Linked DNA regions of Homo sapiens: region 1 is linked to region 2. A link is an interaction called in ENCODE POLR2A ChIA-PET data of the cell type or tissue named here. Cell type or tissue: GM12878. All regions are shown on one strand. Links, peaks and the distances in the headings refer to the core of each region. The heading gives the core; the rest is flanking DNA.

Region 1 (9,052 bases), core at 537-5,536, 310 kb after region 2:
AAATCCCCTCTCCCTTAGGTCACAAACAGTAAATGCCTCTAATTGGTAGAGGGCCAAGCCTTCACTTCAGCCTTTGATTGGTTGTGGGCAAATCCTTCATTGGCATAGGATGTAAGCAATTGGAAGCCTCTAAAGGGTACCTAGGGATGTTGCAAAATTCTTTTAGTTTAATAAAAACCCTAAACAACATTGCAGCTGGGGCTCTTGAGCTGCTTGCTTGAGTCCGCTCCCACTCTGTGGAGTGTACTTTCATTTCAATAAATCTGTGCTTTTGTTGCTTCATTCTTTTGTTGCTTTGTGCATTTTGTTCAATTCTTTGTTCAACGTGCCAAGAACCTGGACAACTCACAATCAAGACTTTCCATTCGGTAACAGCTTGAGCCCAGGAGTTGGACACCAGCCTGGGCAACATAGTGAAACCCTGTCTCTACAAAAAATAAAAAATTAGCCAGGTGTGGTGGTGCACGGCTGTGGTCCCAGCTACTCAGGAGGCTGAGACAGGAGGATTACTTGAGCCCAGGAATGTGAGACTGCAGTGAGCCGTGATTGTGTCACCGCACTCCAACCTGGACGATAAAACAAGACCTTGTCTCAAAAAAAACTAATAAGTCCAGGTGCAGTGGCTCATGTCTGTAACTCATGACTTGAGAGGCCAAGGCAGGCAGGTAACTTGAGCCGAGGAGTTCGAGATCAGCCTGGGCTCTACAAAAAACACAAAAAATTAACTGGGCATGGTGACAGGAGCCTGTAGTCCCAGCTACTCCAGAGACTCAGGTTGGAGGATCACCTGAGCTCTGGAGGTTGAGACTGCAGTTAACCGTGTTTGCACCACTGCATTCCTACTTGAGTGAGAAAGTGAGACCCTGTTTCAAAAAATAATAATAATTAAATTTTTGTAAGTTACTGAATAATCTTTTTCAACATGATGTGTACTTAAAAGACAACAGGCCAGGCGCAGTGGCTCACGCCTGTAATCCTAGCACTTTGGGAGGCCAAGGCGAGTGGATCACGAGGTCAGATCGAGACCATCCTGGCTAACACGGTGAAACCCTGTCTCCACTAAAAATCGAAAAAGAAATTGGCTGGGTGTGGTGGCAGGCACCTGTAGTCCCAGCTACCCAGGAGGCTGAGGCAGGAGAATGGTGTGAACCCAGGAGGCGGAGCTTGCAGTAAGCCGAGATCACGCCACTGCACTCCAGCCTGGGCGACAGAGCAAGACTCCTCAAAAAAAAAAAAAAAAAAAGAGTATTTGGCCGGGTGCGGTGGCTCACGCCTGTAATCCCAGCACTTTGGGAGGCCGAGACTGGTGGATCATGAGGTCAGGAGATCGAGACCATCCTGGCTAACATGGTGAAACCCCATCTCTACTAAAAATACAAAAAAATTAGCAGGGTGTGGTGGTGGGCGCCTGTAGTCCCAGCTACTTGGGAGGCTGAGGCAGGAGAATGGCGTGAACCCGGGAGGCGGAGCTTGCAGTGAGCCGAGATGGTGCCACTGCACTCCAGCCTGGGTGACAGAGCAAGACTCTGTCTCAAAAAAAAAAAAAAAAAAAAAAAAGACAATAGGGTAGAAGGCTTTATTATTATCCTAACAATGGAATCACCCAATGATAACAAGTCATAGAAGGCAGATAATATGCCTTTTTAAAAGTTGGTTAGCAACTTGCTGTATTAAGCCATTTCTTATTCTGGAAAATGTCAAACATATTTAAAGTAAATAGAATAATACAATGAACCCTCACATACCCATCACCCAGTTTTAACAGTTCTCTACATTCTGCCATTCGTGTCTCATCTCCAGCACGTGTACCTCTCTACCCATGCCCCACCACTCTCCCATCTAAGCTCAACTGCATCATCATTAGACGAGTGCCCAACTCTGGTTGCCTAGATATGAGCCAGATCAAAATATTTGAGAATTGGATCTGGTTTGCTATGTTTTTATTTATCCTTGGTCAATTTAACAAATATAACTATTTTACCTACTCAAGGTAATCCATCTTTTTTGGACTCATTGCATAAGTTTTATAATTTAAAAGATCAAATAAACTCTCTAACCATCCCTGCTTAACCTGAGTTTGCAAATGCCAAAGTTGTAGATAGGTCATAAAGTTGACTCACTGGTAGAAATGACGAAGTATCTCTTCATCTGAATGCTTAAACCAGCTCCCATCTGAATCCAGACTGTGATTGACTTCCGCTACAGTAAAGATGGTTTCAACAATACTTATTGCACTTTAGAGAAACATCTCTGCAGCTGGAGAACAGATGGCTCCCCAGAATCATTTTCTTTTGGACTGATAGCATCTTTTTGGAATTCTGCCAGTGAATTATGCTGTCAACTCGTACATGTAATCTTCTTCTGCCTTACGTCTCTCCCTCTGTAAAATGGAGAAAATGGTTGTGAACCGGGAACTTATGTCTTCAACTTTGCCAAATAGCTGAAGAATCCTGAAAGTGAAACAGAAACAGAACTTTCTGTGGTTCCCAGGCCAGGCACGGTAGCTCATGCCTATGTCCCAACACTTTGGAGGCTGAGGCGGGCAGATCACTTGAGTTCAGGAGTTTGAGACCAGCCTGGCCAACATGGTGAAACCCTGTCTCTACTACAAATACAAAAATTAGGCTGGCATGGTGGTGCGTGCCTGTAATCCCAGCTACCCAGGAGGTTGAGGCATGACAATCACTTGAATCCAGGAGGCGAAGGTTGCAGTGAGCCGAGATCATGCCACTGCACTCCAGCCTGGGTGACAGAACGAGACTCTGTGTCAAATAAATAAATTAAAAAAAAAAAAGGCCAGGCATGGTGGCTCATGCCTGTAATCCCAGCACTTTGAGAGGCCAAGGCGGGCAGATCACGAGGTCAGGAGTTCGAGACCAGCCTGGCCAAGATGGTGAAACCCCATCTCTACTAAAAATACAAAAATTAGCTGGGTGCGGTGGTGGGCACATGTAATCCCAGCTACTCGGGAGGCTGAGGCAGAATTGCTTGAACCCGGGAGGCAGAGGTTGTAGTGAGCTGAGATCATACCACTGCACTCCAGCCTGGGCCACAGAGCAAGACTGTCTCGAAAAACAAAATAAAATAAATAAATAAATAAATAAAGTGGTTTCCAGAGAGTGAGACAAATAACACAGGGCCAATTGATATTTCTCTGAAGTTGGAGCACTTTACAGGCTTTTTCTCCAATAACCCTCCTTAGCAGGCAGAAAGGAGAAAGGGTTTTCTTCTTTTCATGGCTTGGGAAGGTGAGCTGTCTTGCCTGAGGCTCAGTGAGGCAGTGATGAAAGAAGAGCTGCCAACTCTCCTATCCCCAGTCCAGCATGATGCTCACCAGAATTACGATTCTTCCAATAAAAAGACAGACCTTCCAAAACAAGTTCATTCTTATACAGTAAATCTACATTCATATACGTCTTAGTCCATTGGTGTTGCTATAAAGGAACACTTGAGACTGAGTAATTTAAAAAGAAAATAGGTTTATTTGCAGGGCTGGGGGAAATGGCTCACACCTGTAATACCAGCACTTTGGGAGGCTCAAATGGGAGGATCACTTGAGCCCAAGTTTTATAGACCAGCCTGGGCAACACAGCAAGATTCAGTCTGTAAAATCTACCAGTGAGTCGATTTTATGACCTATCTCCAACTTTGACATTTGCAAACTCAGGTTAAGCAGGGGGTTGGTTAGCCAAGCGTGATGGCACATACCCATAGTTCTCACTACTTGGGAGGCTGAGGCCAGAGGATCACTTGACCTCAGGAACTGCAGGCCATCCTGGACAAGAGAGAGAGACACCGGCTCTAAAAAATAATAAGTAAATAAATAAAAATTTAAAAGTTTGCCAGGTTCTCATCTTGTTAACCGTTGTATCATAGTATGGTTTTGCTTGAACGGAGTCTCACTAAGATCTAGAAATTCTGAACTTAATAATGAGTCCCGGCAGAGCACAGTACCTCATGCCTGTAATCCCTGCACTTTGCGAGGCCCAGGCAGGCGGATCACCTGAGGTCAGGAGTTTGAGACCAGCCTGACCAACATGGTGAAACCCTGTCTCTACTAAAAATACAAAAAATTAGCAAGGCTTGGTGGCAGGCACCTGTAATACCAGCAACTCTGGAGGCTGAGGCAGAATTGCTTGAACCTGGGAGGTGGAGGTTGCAGTGAGCAGAGGTCCTGCCACTGCACTTCAGCCTAGGCAACAGAGTGACACCTCGTCTCAAAAAAAAAAAAAAAAGAGTCCATCATTTGCTATAAAGTTTTTGAGCTAGAAGGGCCCTTCAAGGTCACTTTATGTACTTTCTCAATTTACATTGACAAAGTGCCTCCCAGAAGAGTTAAGTGTGCTCAGGATCACACATCTAGCTACAGGCAAAGATGGGACCAGAAGCCAAGTCTGACCTCTTAAACGCATGCTTTTTGCTGGCAACTTTGGAAAAACTCCAACCATTCTTTGCTCTAAATTCAAAGACAACCCAGGCTTCAAAGACGGAAACTATCTGATGACTCCTTGATAAGGATGTTGGGAATTTACCTGGACAAATCTTATACTCCAAACTACAGTAAATTCTAAACCAGAAAAGGGTTTAAACATATTTTTTAGAAAACTAAGAGAAAGCATATCATGTCTATTTCAGATATAACATGAAATAGATTTCAGATTTCTTTTCTTCTTAAAAAATTTTTTGGCCAGGCTCAGCGGCTCATGCTATAACCCCAACACTTCGGGAGGCTGAGGTGGGCAGATCACCTGAGGTTGGGAGTTCGAGACCAGCCTGACCAACATGGAGAAACCCCGTCTCTACTAAAAATACAAAGTTAGCCGGGTGTGGTGGTGCATGCCTGTAATCCCAGCTACTCAGGAGGCTGAGGCAGGAGAATCACTTGAACCTGGGAGGCAGAGATTGTGGTGAGCCGTGATCACACCGCTGCACTTCAGCCTGGGCAACAAGAGCAAAACTCCGTCTCAATAAATAAATAAATAAATAAATAAATAAATAAATTTTTTGAGTCAGGATCTTACTCTGTCACCCAGGCTGGCGTGCAGTGGCACCATGATGGCTCACTGCAGCCTTGACCTCCTGGGCTTAAGCAATCCTCCTGCCTAAGCCTCCTGAGTAGCTGGTATTACAGATGTGCACCATCACATCCAGCTAATTTATTATTATTTTTTGTAGAGACGGGGTCTCCCTATGTTTCCCAGGATGGTCTTAAACTTCTGGGCTCAAGCACTCCTCCTGTCTCAGCCTCCTAATGTGTTGTGATTACAGGCGTGAGCCACCGTGCTGGGCCACCTACTCTACTCTCTCGGTTTTCCTTCTGTCTCTCTGAGCAATTTCTTCTCCATCTCCTCTACCCACCCTTCAAGTTTTGGTGTTGATACAAGTATTGCAGGCCTTTCCACTTCTCACTCGACAGATTCTTCTGGATGACCTCACCCTGTACTCCAGATAGGTAACCATTCTCAGGAATTCCCTGTCTAGGTCTGTATATGGGTCTCCTGAGCCTCTGCCAATCCGTCTCTTCCCTGCGTTTCAGATTTGTCAGCTCAGTACCCACTTCCTTCCAACCCATGCTCCTCTTCCTGGGTTCCCTACCATGCTCTATGGCACCATGCTAGAGAACTGCAAGTCATCCTTGACTTTGCCTTTGAGCAGCTCTAGCCCTGTGCACCACTCACATCCATCTACTTCTTCATCCCCTTGGCCCATGGCTCTTACTGTTTCTCTTGCTTCATTGCAGCTGCAGGAGCTTGAGCTCCAATCTGCACTACCCCACCACCCCCACCACCTGCTTAGTCATCCCCACTTCTGGTTTGCTCTCTATCCTGAGGACAAAAGCCTCTTTACACGAAAAGTCTGACTTTGTCTTTTCCTGTTTAAATTCCTTTGGGATGGTGGGGCAAGGCGGCTCATGCCTGTAATCCCAGTACTTTGGGAGGCTGAGGTGGGCAGATCAGTTGAGGCCAGGAGTTCAAGACTAGCGTGGCCAACATGGTGAAACCCTGTCTCTACTTAAAATACAAAAATTAGCCAGGCATGGTGACGCGCACATGTAATCCCAGCTACTTGGGAGGCTGAGGCAGGAGAATCACTTGAACCCGGGAGGCAGAGGGTGCAGTGAGCCAAGATCTCACTCATAAATGTGTGTGTGTGTGTATATATATACACACACACACACATTTATTCCTTTAGGGTTTCCCAATGGCCTCATGAAAAAGTCCAAATTTATTAAAATAGTGTTACAGGGTCCTTTATCGTCCATTCCCTGCTCACCCCTCCAGGCCTACTTCCCACCACCCTCACCTCACAACCTCCACTGTAACCATACTGAACTGCTTGCAGTGCCCCAGTGGGTCATACTCTCCTACCTCTGGGCCTTTGCACAGGCAAGCTCTTTTGAGATGTAAATTCCCCATCTCTTCCAAGTTCAGAGGAAGCGCTTCATTGGCTTCCTGGACTGGCTATCTTTAATCAACCTTTAGCTACCAGCTCTGTAGACTTTCTCAAGGAGCTGTACTCTTAACTCCTAAAGTTGTCAGGCACACTGATACACATGTACATCATACACGATACTCACTGTCATACCGTATTATAATCGCTATTTTGCTACCTTGGTTTTTCTTTTCTGCTTTTTTTTTTAAATTGAAGTGCAATTAAGGTATAATAAAATGCACGAAACTTAAGTGTTCAGTTCAGTGAGTTTTGCTTTTGTTTTGAGACAGAGTCTCCCTCTGTCACCCAGGCTGGAGTTCAGTGGCGCAATCTCGACTCACTGCAACCTCCGCCTCCCAAGTTCAAGTGATTCTCCTGCCTCAGCCTCCCAAGTAGCCGGGATTACAAGCGTGTGCCACCATGCCTGGCTAATTTTTGTATTTTTAATAGAGATGGGGTTTCACCATCTTGGCCAGGCTGGTTTCGAACTCCTGACCTCATGTGATCTTCCTGCCTGTGTTGGGATTACAGGCGTGAGCCACCGCACCTGGCCACTTTGGTGAGTTTTGATGACTGAATACATTCATGTACTCACCCAGAACAAAATAAGAACATTTCTGTCATCCCAGAAATGTGTGTGTTTGTGTGTGTCTGTGTCTGTTCCTCTCTAGTCAACATCTCCTCCCATCCACAAATGCAGCCCACTGTGTAACTGGTTACTTGTCTGGATAGACTTTACACTCCATGAGGGCAGTTACCATGTCTACCTTCTTTTTGTTGCCCAAGCTGGAGTTCAGTGGCACAAACATGGCTCACCACAGCCTTAACCTCCTAGGCTCAAGCAATCCTCCTGCCTTAGCCTCCTGAGTAGCGGGGACCATAGGCACATGCCACCATACCCAGACAATTATTGAAAAAAGTTTTGTGAGACAGGGTCTCCCTATGGTGCCTAAGTTGATCTCAAACCCCTGGGCTCAAGTGTTCCTCCCACCTCAGCCTCCCAAAGTGCTGGGATTACAGGTGTGAGCCACCACACCTGGCCTTCATCTTCTTTATACATTTCAAAACCTAGCACATAATAGACAACTTAATAAATATGAATGAATGCATAGAATATTGATAGAATGGATAGAAAACTGCTGGGTATGGTGGCTCACGCCTGTAATCCCAGCACTTTGGGAGGCCGAGGTGGGCAGATCACCTGAGGTTGGGAGTTCGAGACCAGCCTGACCAACATGGAGAAACCCCGTCTCTACTATAAATACAAAATCAGCCGGGCGTGGTGGCAGATGCCTGTAATCCCAGCTACTCAGGAGGCTGAGGCAGGAGAATCGCTTGAGCCCGGGTGATGGAGGTTGCAATGAGCCAAGATCGTGCCATTGCACTTCAGCCTGGGCAACAAGAGTGAAACTCTGTCTCAAAAAAAGAAAAAAAAAAAAAGAAAACTGCAGTGATTACATTAATTTATTGGGATATTTTAGAGATTAACATCACTGACTGTAATAAAAATAGTTAAGAGGCAAAATATAGAAGTCTCCTGTCTCCTTGAGCCTTTGTTCACCCCTGTGCTGGTAATGAGACCTTTCTGTTGAAGTTACAATTCAAGGATTAGGCATTCCATCCCCAATAACAGTTGGCAAAAGTCAAAATAAATATTTTTGGATTCCACAAAATTTGAATTTCACACTGAAGTGATTCAATTTTAAAACATATTTACTTCAAGTCAAGTGTCCAAGTACCATATAAGTAATATCATCTCAAACAGCTACAGAAATGTGAAAATACATTTCAGACATTCACCAACAGACGTCACTGATACGTTGCAGTTATCGTATTTAGCATAAGCTTCAGGTATTAAAAGTAGGCCAGGTGCGGTGGTTCACGCCTGTAATCCCAGCATTTTGGGAGGCCAAGGCGGGCAGATCACTTCAGGTGTGGAGTTTGAGACCAGCCTGTTCAACATGGTGAAACCCTGTCTCTACTAAAAATACAAAAATTAGCCGGGCATGGTGGCGCATACCTGTAATCCCAACTACTTGGGAGGCTGAGGCACAAGAATTGCTTGAACCTGGGGAGGCAGAGGTTGCAGTGAGCCGAGATCACACCACTGCACTCCAGCCTGGATGACAGAGTGGGATTCTGTCTCAAAAAAAAAAAAATGTAGATTAAGTCAACTCTCCCCACCCTCTTGAGAAGTGCTGACAAGGTCGAGAAGACGATAAATGGGACTAAGCCTTTTTTCAAAGATCATAATCAACACATTTATTAAAACCTTGATTGTGTGTAGTGCTATGCCATGCTAAATGATTCACACAGAGAATTAGCTAAACCTTGCCTCTCTCCTCTAACAGTTTACAATCCAAGGCAGACAGGCTGACGCTCTTGCACATTTATAGCCAAATTAGACAGACGCAATGAAATACGAACATTATCAACTGATAAATGAATAAAGTAGACATTCAGGGAAGGAGACATTCAGATGGTTGTGATAAGAAGAGTTGCCTTGAAAATTCCAATTTCAGACTATGCAGGATAAAAAGATTAGTACTCTTATCCATCACCACCTTCATTTACAATCATGTAAGAATATACATGTGCCTAGGCTGGGCACGGGGGGCTC
Region 2 (10,864 bases), core at 3,523-8,522:
TTTCCCCTGGACCACCCTCCCCTTCCCCTGTCCTGCTTGCTCTGTGCCTTGGCCCCACCTTTTCCTAAAAAAACAACAAGGCTGAGCAAGGTGGCTCATGCCTATAATCCCAGCACACTGGGAGGCCAAGGCAGGTGGATCACCTGAAGTCAGGAGTTCGAGACCAGCCTGGCCAACATGGTGAAACCCTGTCTCTACTGAAAATACAAAAATTAGCCAAGCATGGTGGCATGCGCCTGTAACCCCAGCTACTCCGGAGGCTGAGGCATGACAATTGCTTGAACCCAGGAGGCAGAGTCTGCAGTGAGCCGAGATTACACCACTGCACTCCAACCTGGGCAACAGAGCGAGACGCTATCTCAAAAATTAAATTAAATTAAATTAAATTTTAAAAGGCTGGGCAAGATGGCTGACCCCTGTAATCCCAGCACTTTGGGAGGCCAAGACAGATGGATCACTTGAGGTCAGAAAGACCAGCCTGGTCAACATGGTGAAACTCCATCTCTACTAAAAATACAAAAATTAGCTGGGTGAGGTGGCAGGCACCTGTAATCCCAGCTACTCAGGAGGCTGAGGCAGGAGTCTTGCTTGAACCCAGGAGACAGAGGTTGCAGTGAGCAGAGACCGCGCCAGTGAGCAGAGACCACGCCACTGCACTCCAGCCTGGGTGACAGAGCAAGCCTCTGTCTCAACAACAACAACAACAATAAAAAACAACAAAAAAGGTGCAACTTAGTCTAGAGCTAATTTTTCCCCACTACCGAGGCAAGACCAATCCCCCAAGAACCCTGAGGTTTTTGAGGCTGGCTGGTGGCACAAGCAGAATGCACTCGCACCTCTAATCATTTCAGGTGGTTCTTTCTCTGGCCTTGGGTCTGCCCTTTGATGTCGTGAGTGGGCTGAGCATCACTCAAAGGATGACTGGAGAAGGGCTCGCTGCAGATCTCTGGGATTCTCTGTGTGCAGCTGTATCCTCTCCAGAACTCTAACCTCCCTGGTCCCCCTGAACTCTTAGCTGTGTTTGCTCAACTCAGGGGGTCTGCCAGACTCCACCTGAGTTCCCCCTCTCTGCATCATGGCCTGGAAACTCCCAAGACAGTAGCATTGCGGGGGCAATCACTGGGCTCACCCCGTTTGTTCCCTGTCCCTCAGGGATCACTGTCCTCTGTTGACTGATGTCTGATGTCTTGAAAAACATTGTTTCATATATATTTTATCTATTTTGTTTTGTTCTTTCAGGTGAGAAAGTAAATCTACACTGTTACTACATCTCAGCCAAATGCATTTGTGACTCACCCATGTTGAGGCCAGGTGCAGTGGCTCATGCCTGTAATCCCAGCACTTTGGGAGGTCAAGGCGGGCAGATCACCTGAGGTCAGGAGTTTGAGACCAGCCTGGCCAACATGGTGAAACCTCGTCTCTACTAAAAATACAATAATTAGACAGGTGTGGTGATGAGCGCCTGTAGTCCCAGCTACTCCGGAGGCTGAAGCAGGAGAATTGCTTGAATCTGGGAGGTGGAGGTTGTAGTGAGCCAAGATCACGTCACTGCACTCTGGCCTGGGCAACAGACCAAGACTCCCTCTTTAAAAAAAAATAAGGCCAGGAGCTGTGGCTCACGCCTGTAATCCCAGCACTTTGGGAGGCTGAGGCGGGTGGATCACAAGGTCAGGAGATCGAGACCATCCTGGCCAACATGGAGAAACCCCGTCTCTACTAAAAATACAAAAAAATTAGCCGGGCGTGGTGGCGGGCGCCTGTAATCCCAGCTACTCAGGAGGCTGATGCAATTGAATGGTGTAACTCGGGAGGTGGAGCTTGCAGTGAGCTGAGATCGCACCACTGCACTCCAGCCCGGGCAACAGAGCAAGACTCCATCTCAAAAAAAAGAAAAAAAAAAAAAAAAAGAAGGGAAGATCTGGACACACTGGGTTCACATTCCTGCATGGCGATTGGCTGGAACATAGGAACAGCTAGCACCATTACATGGGCCCTGCCTGTTGCCGCAGTCCCCACCATTCCCAGTTGTCTTGCCCAGGCCTCCATAACATAAACTCCATCATCGGTTTATGTTACCTGCTGGTCACTGGAGACATTTAAGACTCCCAGTACAATGTGTCATGAAGAGAATAAACCAATGTTGTTGTGAAGATTCTAAAAGCAGTTAAATCACTTGAATGGTGAAAAAACAGAAAACAGTTCATTTCATTGGGGCTACAAAAACACAGGACCTTGGAGGAAGAATATAATGTTACCAAGCAGAGGATTTGGGAAGCAGATACCCCTTCACCTCTGCTTGCAGCTTGCAATCCAAACAGGTCCTTCAGCCTCAAGTTGCCTCTGGGCAGGGGAGGCTGGCCCTGCCTCCCAGGGAGATCCAGGCAGGTGCCATGGGCAGGTCAGCCAGGCGGTCAGGTTGCGAATCGGAGGGACTCTTCTCTCTGTGGGGTCAGGACTCCATGTGCATTATTTATGAGCCCTTCTGTAGATGGCACCTGCCAGCCACCCCGATCTGAGCAGCCGCTCATGTGCCAAGTATCAGGGTTGACTTGGCTGCTGCCCTGTCCCGGTTCTTGCTCTTGCCCAAAGCACTTCCATTTTTTTTTTTAAAGACAGAGTCTTGCTCTGTCACCCAAGCTGGATTGCAGTGGCACAGTCTCGGCTCACTGCAACCTCCATCTCCCGGGTTCAAGCAATTCTCCTGCCTCACCTCCCAAGTAGCTGGAATTACAGGTGTGTGCCACCTCGCCTGGCTAATTTTTGTATTTTTAGTAGAGATGGGGTTTCGCCACATTGGCCAGGCTGGTCTCGAACTCCTGACCTCAGGTGATCCGCCTGCCTTGGTTTGCCAAAGTGCTGGGATTATAGGCGTGAGCCACCACGCCCCGCCCCCAGAGTGCTTTCAGACGCACTCATCAGCAACCGGAGGCTGGACCTGGCTCTCTGGGGACTGTGATTATGGTGGGTGAGAAAGTATGGTGGGAGACTATCCTCCCTCACCCTCACCTCCACCCTCACCTTTTGTTCTCTTTGAGACATTCTACTTAGGGACCGCCAGCCTGCGGATTTGCTCAACCAGCTGGGGAGAGTCACAAAAGTAGCAAACACACACTCACTATGTGCCTGGCACTCTTCTCTACACTGTGTGTGTGTGCGTGTGTGTGTGTGTGTGTACATGCATTATCTACATAACAGTCTTATGACATAAGACCTTTATTATACCTATTTTACAGGTAAGTACTCTAAGTCATGATTTCTCCAACTGTTTTTTTCTTTCTTTCTTTTTTCTTTTGAGACAAGGTCTCTGTCATCCAAGCTGGAGTGCAGTGGTGCGATCACAGCTCACTGCAGCCTCCAGCTCCCAGGCTTGAGCAATTCTTTCCCCTCAGCTTCCTGAGTAACTGGGACTACAGGTGTGCCACCATGCCCAGCTGATTCTTTTATTTCTCGTAGAGACGGGGTCTTGCTATGTTGCCCAGGCTAGTCTCAAACTCCTGGGCTCAAGTGATCCTCTCAAAGTGCTGGGATTACAGGTGTGAGCCACCATGCCCAGCCTCTCTGACTTTTAATGTGCCCATGAATCACCACCTGGGGATCTTGCTAAAATGCAGATTCTGATTCAGTAGGTTCTAGGAGAGGCCCAGGATCCTGTAATTCTACAAGTTACCAGCCAGTGCTAGAGTCTAAGGTGCAGAGAGGTGAAGGAATTTACCCAAGATCATGTAGCTACTATTAATAGCAGCTGTGCTACTTAAGCATTGCAAAATACTAAGAGCCAATTCTAAAAGCAAGGGCACCTGTCCAAGGAGAAGTTAAAATTCCTCAGACTTTTCCTTCTTCTACTTCCAACAAATGCCCTTGCTCAAAATAGTCCCAAAGATTATAACAAACAATTTGTGCAAATATGTTTATAGCAGCACTTTTCAGATCAGCCACACAATGGATACATCCTCAATACCCACAATAGGGCAACAGCTGGGTGAACTATAGTCTATTTCACGTCATGCCATGCAGCTATTAAAATGATAATTATGGGAATTAAATGGATACCTGTAAACAGCTATATTAAGTCATGTTTAGCAAAGAAAAGTAGGACCAAAAATAATGTGTACCTATTGATTAAAGTTACATGATCAGGTTATCCCAGCACTTTGGGAGGCCAGGTGGGAGGATCGCTTGAGCCCAGGGGTTTGAGAGCAGCCTGGGCAACACGGCAAAACCCTGTCACTACAAAAAATACAAAAACTACCTGGGCATGGTGGTATACACTTGTAGACCCAGCTACTTGGGAGGCTGAGGCAGAAGAATCATATGAAACTGAGAGGTAGATGTTGCAGTGAGCCAAGATAGTGCCACTGCACTCCAGTCTGGGTAACAGAGTGAGACCCTGTCTCAAAACAAGCAAACAAAGAAACAAAAAGTTATGCCAGACGCAGTGGCTTATGCCTGTAATCCCAGCACTTTGGGAGGCTGAGGCAGGTGGATTACCTGAGGTCAGGAGTTTGAGACTAGCCCGGTCAACATGGTCAAACCCCGTCTCTACTAAAAATACAAAAATTAGCTGGACGTGGTGGCGGGCGCCTGTAGTTCCAGCTACTCAAGAGGCTGAGGCAGGAGAATGACTTGAACCTGGGAGGCAGAGGTTGCAGTGAGCCAAGATCGTGCCACTGCACTCCAGCCTGGGCGATAGAGTGAGACTCCATCTCAAAAAGAAAAAAAAAAAATCCCAGTTTTAGTTCTTGCAGGAGAATACTTTATTTACCTGCCCCTATAAGAAGGATTTTAAGTCCTCCTTGTAGGATTGTTGCAAGGATGAAATGTAATAATGTAGGTAGGCGAAGTGCCTAGCATGTCAGCACTAGATATTTGTGTTTTCTTTTGTTTTTTATTTTATTTGTTTATTTTTTTAGAGACTGAGTCTCACTCTGTCGCCAGGCTGGAGTGCAGTGGTGCGATCTCAGCTCACTGCAACCTCCGCCTCCCAGGTTCAAGCGATTCTCCTGCCTTAGCCTCCCAAGTAGCTGGGATTACAGGCGCACGCTGCCACTCCCGGCTCATTTTTTTTTGTATTTTTAGTAGAGACCGGGTTTCACCATGTTGGCCAGGATGGTCTCGATCTCTTGACCGCATGATCCCCCCACCTTGAACTTCCAAAGTGCTGGGATTGAAGGCATGAGCCACCACGCCCAGACGATATTTGTGTTTTTTAAATTTTTTATTTTTTTATTTTTTGAGACGGAGTCTCTCTCTTTTGCCCAGGCCGGACTGCTGCAGTGGCGCTATCTTGGCTCACTGCAAGCTCCGCCTCCCGGGTTCACGCCATTCTCCTGCCTCAGCTTCCCGTATTTGTGTTTTTTAAAAAATAAATGTTTTGGGCAGGGCGAGGTGGCTCACGCCTGTAATCCCAGCACTTTGGGAGGCCGAGGCGGGCGGACCCCGAGGTCAGGAGATCCAGACCATCCTGGCTAACACGATGAAACCCCGTCTCTACTAAAAACACAAAAAATTAGCCGGGCGTGGTGACGGGCACCTGTATTCCCAGCTACTTGGGAGGCTGAGGCAGGAGAATGGCGTGAACCCGGGAGGCGGAGCTTGCAGTGAGCCGAGATCGCACTACCGCACTCCAGCCTGGGTGAGAGAGCGAGACTCCATCTCAGATAGATAGATAAATAAATAAATAAATAAATGTTTTGGTCAGGCACAGTGGCTCATGCCTGTAATCCCAGCACTTTGGGAGGCTGAGAGGATAGATCACTTGAGGTCAGGAGTTTGAGACCAGCCTGGCCAACATGGTGAAACCCCATCTCTATTAAAAATACAAAATTAGCCGGGCGTGGTGGCGCATGCCTGTAATCCCAGCTACTTGGGAGGCTGAGGCAGGAGAATTGCTTGAACCTGGGAGGTGGAGGTTGCAGTGAGCCAAGATCTCACCACTACCCTCCAGCCTGGACGACAGAGCGAGACTCTGTCTGCAAAAAAAAAAAAAAAAAAAAAAAAAAAAAAGGAAGCAATAAAGATAACACCTGTATTAAGATATCATTTACCCCTTTAAGTTGGTTTTAAAAGCAATAATTCAGTGGTTTTTAGTAAATTCATAGGTTATACAACCACTACCATGACCTAACTCCAGGACATTTTCATCATGCTCCCCCAAAAAACCTCATACCCATTAACAGTCACTCCTTTACCATCAGCTCCTGGAAGCCACTAATCTACTTTCTCTATAGAGATTTGCCTATTCTGGCCGGGCACGATGGCTCACGCCTATAATCCCAGCACTGTGGGAGGCCGATATAGGCGGATCATGAGGTCAGGAGATCGAGACCATCCTGGCTAACACGGTGAAACCCTGTCTCTACTAAAAAAAATACAACAAAAATTAGCCGGGCATGGTGGCGGGCGCCTGTAGCCCCAGCTACTCTGGAGGCTGAGGCAGGAGAATGGTGTGAACCCAGGAGGCAGAGCTTGCAGTGAGCCGACATTGCGCCACTGCACTCCAGCCTGGGCGACAGAGCAAGACTCCATCCCAAAAAAAAAAAAAAAAAAAAAAAAAAGATTTGCCTATTCTGGACATTTCATATGAATGGAGTCTTACTATGTATGGTCTTTGGTGACTTTTGTAGAGCTGAATCTCACCATGCTGCCTAGCCTGGTCTCAAACTACTGGGCTCAAGCAATCCTCCAGCCTCAGCCTTTCCCAAAGTGCTGGGATTACGGGCATGAGCCACCATGCCCACCCTCCAATGGCATCCTTTATATTTTTCTTTCTTTTTTTTTTTTTTTGAGACGGAATTTCACTCTTGTTACCCAGGCTGGAGTGCAATGGCACAATCACGGCTCACCGCAACCTCCGCGTCCCAGGTTCAAGCAATTCTCCTGCCTCAGCCTCCCGAGTAGCTGGGATTACAGGCATGCGCCACCACGCCCGGCTAATTTTGTATTTTTAGTAGAGACGGAGTTTCTCCATGTTGGTCAGGCTGGTCTCGAATTCCCGACCTCAGGTGATCTGCCGCCTTGGCCTCCCAAAGTGCTGGGATTACAGGCATGAGCCACCGCGCCCGGCCGGCATCCTTTATAGCAAAGGATCCAATCCAAGATTCTCCATCACATTCAGGTGTCATGTCTCTTTGGCTGCCTGTAATATGAAACAGTTCTTCGATCTTTTTTTTTTTTTTTTTTGTCACCTAGGCTGGAGTGCAGTGGCGCGATCTTGGCTCACTGTAAGCTCCGCCTCCCGGGTTCACACCATTCTCCTGCCTCAGCCTCCGGAGTAGCTGGGACTACAGGTGCCCACCACCGCACCCGGCTAATTTTTTGTATTTTTAGTAGACACGGGGTTTCACTGTGTTAGCCAGGATAGTCTCGATCTCCTGACCTTGTGATACATCCGCCTCGGCCTTCCAAAGTGCTGGGATTTACAGGCATGAGCCACCGCGCCTGGCCTTTTTTTTTTTTTTTTTGAGATGGAGTCTTGCTCTGTTGCCCAGGATAGACAGGATGGAATGTGATGGCATTCCATGATCTTGGCTCACTGCAACCTCCGCCTCCCAGGTCAAGAGATTCTCATGCCTCAGCCTCCTAAATAGCTGGGATTACAGGTGCCCACCACCACACCCAGCTAATTTTTTCCTTTTTTGATAGTGACAGGGTTTCACCATGTTGGCCAGGCTGGTTTCCAACTCCTGACCTCAGGTGATCCACTGGCCTCAGCCTCTTAAAGTGCTGGGATTACAGGCATGAGCCACTGTGCCTGGCCTCCTTATTGTATTTATTTATCCAATCATCACACCTGATACATAACCCATCTCCCATCACTGCCACCACCCTCTTCCCAGTTTTTGCATCCTCCCTCCTGCCCCAAATAAATGTATCTTAATGAAAGGGATGATGAGAATGATTTTTTTGGCTTGGTGTCCAAATTTAAAGTTTTAGCCAACATGGTGAAACCCCATCTCTAGTAAAGATACCAAAATTAGCCGGGCATGGTGCGGGCGCCTGTAATCCCAGCTACTCATGAGGCTGAGGCAGGAGAATCGCTTGACCCCAGGAGGCAGAGTTTGCAGTGAGCCAAGATCACGCCACTGTACTCTAGCCTGGGCAACAGAGCGAGATCCATCTCAAAAAAAATAAAATGAAAGTTTTCCAATGAGGCCCTGTTTACCAGGTTATTTTCTATTATGGCAGATATGGCTGGGAAATTTATAAGAAATGTTTTCCAATGACCAGGTAAAGGGCTGGCTGCTGCTTACGTTTTTGTTTTGATTTGCTTTTTGGGCTACAAGATTAAATCTTATTTTATTCTGCCACCTGCTGGCAACATCTTGAAATTTCTTTCATCTAACAAAAGGCGAAACGTTTGTTGAAGATTTATTAACAAATATTATTTTTCCATTTTTCTCACAATCTGAAAACCTACCACTCAAAGAAAAACTCACTGATATGATTAGATGGTGTAAACATTCATCCTTATTCATCTTTGATAAGGCAAAACATTTGCTTTCCAAATTTTCCACAGTAATAATGTGAAACAGTAATAATCTTTTGTGCATAAAATGTACGGATGTAGGCCGGGCATGGTGGTTCACGCCTGTAATCTCAGCACTTTGGGAGGCCGAGGCGGGTGGATTACAAGGTCAGGAGATCGAGACCATTCTGGCTAACACAGTGAAACCCCGTCTCTACTAAAAATACAAAAAATTAGCCGGGCGTGGTGGTGGGCGCCTGTAGTCCCAGCTACTCGGGAGGCTGAGGCAGGAGAATGGCGTGAACCCGGGAGGTGGAGCTTGCAGTGAGCTGAGATCACGCCACTGCACTCCAGCTTGGGTGACAGAGCGAGACTCCATCTCAAAAAAAAAAAAAAAATGTACAGATGTAATTTAAATAATAATTACAAAGTCAATCTGTGTAACTGACCCAGGTCAAGAAGAAGACATTGCCATCATTCTTTTCTTTTTTTTTTTAGATGGAGTTTTGCCCTTGTTCCCCAGGCTGGAGTACAGTGGCCTGATCTCGGCTCTCTGCAACCTCTGCCTCCAGGGTTCAAAGGATTCTCCTGCTCAGCCTCCCAAGTAGCTGAGATTACAGGCACCCACCACCATGCCCAGCTAATTTTTGTATTTTTGTAGAGATGGTATTTCACCATATTGGCCAGGCTGGTCTCAAACTCCTTACCTCAAGTGATCCTCCCACCTTGGCCTCCCAAGGTGCTGGGATTACAGGTGTGAGCCACTGGGCCTGGCCATGCCATCGCTTTAAATGACCAATGTCCCTCTTCTCCGATCCTGGCTCTCTCTCTCTTCCCCTCAAAGGATTACCCTGACTTTGGGAATAATCATTTGAGTATATACTGCTTTTGTAATCAGAAAATAACTAAAGTATTAATTGTTCAAATTAATCATATAAAAATTTTGATGTGGCGATTTAATCTGGAAATTTACATGGTTATTTCTGCATTTAACAAAGACATCCTGAGTTCAACATCATTAATTATTAGGGAAATGCAAATCGGATCAGAGTGATCTCACTCACTAGAATAGCTAAAGTTAAAAAGACAATCATAAATGTTAAAGATGTGGAGAAATTAAGACCCTCACGTATTACCGATGGGAATGTGAAATGGTGCAGCCACTTCGGAAGACAGTTTGGCAGTTCCTCAAAATATGAAACACCGTTACCATACGACAGAGCGATTCCACTTCTGGGTGTAGCACCAAACGAAATGAAACATTATGTCCACACAAAAACTTGTACACAAATGTTGATACTAGCATTATTCCTAAAAGCCAAAAAGTGGAAACAATGCAAGTGTCCATCCACTGATGAATGAATAAACAAAATGTGATCTACCGCACAATGGAATATGATTCAGCCATCCAACAGAATGATGTATTGACACAGGTTGTCACATGGAAAAACCTTGAAGACATCGTGGGAAGTGAAGGTCGTGCATCACAAAAGACTACATAGGGTATGATTCCACTTATAGGAAATGTCCAGAACAGGCAAATTCAGAGAGACAGAAAGCAGAGAAGTGCTTGCCAGGGGCTGGGGGAGTGGGGAAAGGAAGAGTGACAACTAATGGGTATCAGGTTCCTTTCGAAGTGATGAAAATATTCCAAAAGTAGATAGCGGTAGTGGTCGCACAACCCTGTGAATACCTTAAAAACCACTAGATTAGAATTACATATTATTATATAATTATATATATATATATATATATATATTTTTTTTTTTTTGAGACGGAGTCTTGCTCTGTCATCCAGGCTGAAGTGCAGTGGTGCGATCTCGGCTCACTGCAAGCTCCGCCTCCCAGGTTCGCACCATTCTCCTGCCTCAGCCTCCCAAGTAGCTGGGACTACAGGCGCCCACCACCACGCCTGGCTAATTTTTTATATTTTTAGTAGAGATGGGGTTTCGCCATGTCAGCCAGGATGGTCTCGATCTCCTGACCGCATGATCCACCCGCCTCGGCCTCCCAAAGTGCTGGGATTACAGGCATGAGCCACCGCACCTGGCCTCTTTTTTTCTTTTTTTGAGACAGAATCTCACTCTGTCACCCAGGCTGGAGTGCAGTGGCACGATCTCGGCTCACTGCAACCTCCGCCTCCCAGGTTCAAGTGATTCTTGTGCCTCAGCCTCCTGAATAGCTGGGACTACAGGTGTAAGCCACCATGCCCAGCTAATTTTTGTATCTTTAGTAGAGATGGGGTTTCACCATTTTGGCCAGGATGGTCTCGATCTATTGACCTCGTGATCTGCCCACCTCGGTCTCCCAAAGTGCTGGGAATTACAGGCGTGAGCCACCAGGCCTGGCCTTTTAAAAAATATTTAATTTATTTATTTATTTGAGACAAGGTCTGTCTCT

The links. Peaks named below come from ENCODE experiments on the same cell type or tissue, not always from the same donor. Only the 100,000 strongest peaks of a DNase experiment are listed, where the experiment ranks them.
Region 1: POLR2A ChIA-PET joins it to region 2 with 9 read pairs; 4 of 35 experiments call an interaction of 5 or more read pairs at or near these places.

What each region holds. Positions count from the first base shown.
Region 1 is chr12:121,385,298-121,394,349 of GRCh38, reverse strand. It overlaps LOC124903037 (a long non-coding RNA gene), which reads right to left. Exons shown (of 2, transcript XR_007063498.1): 2 at 1,924-2,380. Among named protein-coding and RNA genes, the nearest start is that of RNF34, 10 kb to the left of the region's middle. RefSeq lists an enhancer at 2,158-2,567. In GM12878, for the core only: no CTCF peak of the experiment used is centred there; a DNase peak (open chromatin) is centred at 2,429; H3K4me3 peaks cover 535 bases; H3K27ac peaks cover 1,172 bases.
Region 2 is chr12:121,694,732-121,705,595 of GRCh38, reverse strand. No RefSeq gene overlaps it. Among named protein-coding and RNA genes, the nearest start is that of TMEM120B, 13 kb to the left of the region's middle. In GM12878, for the core only: a CTCF peak has its summit at 8,313 (motif pointing left); no DNase peak of the experiment used is centred there.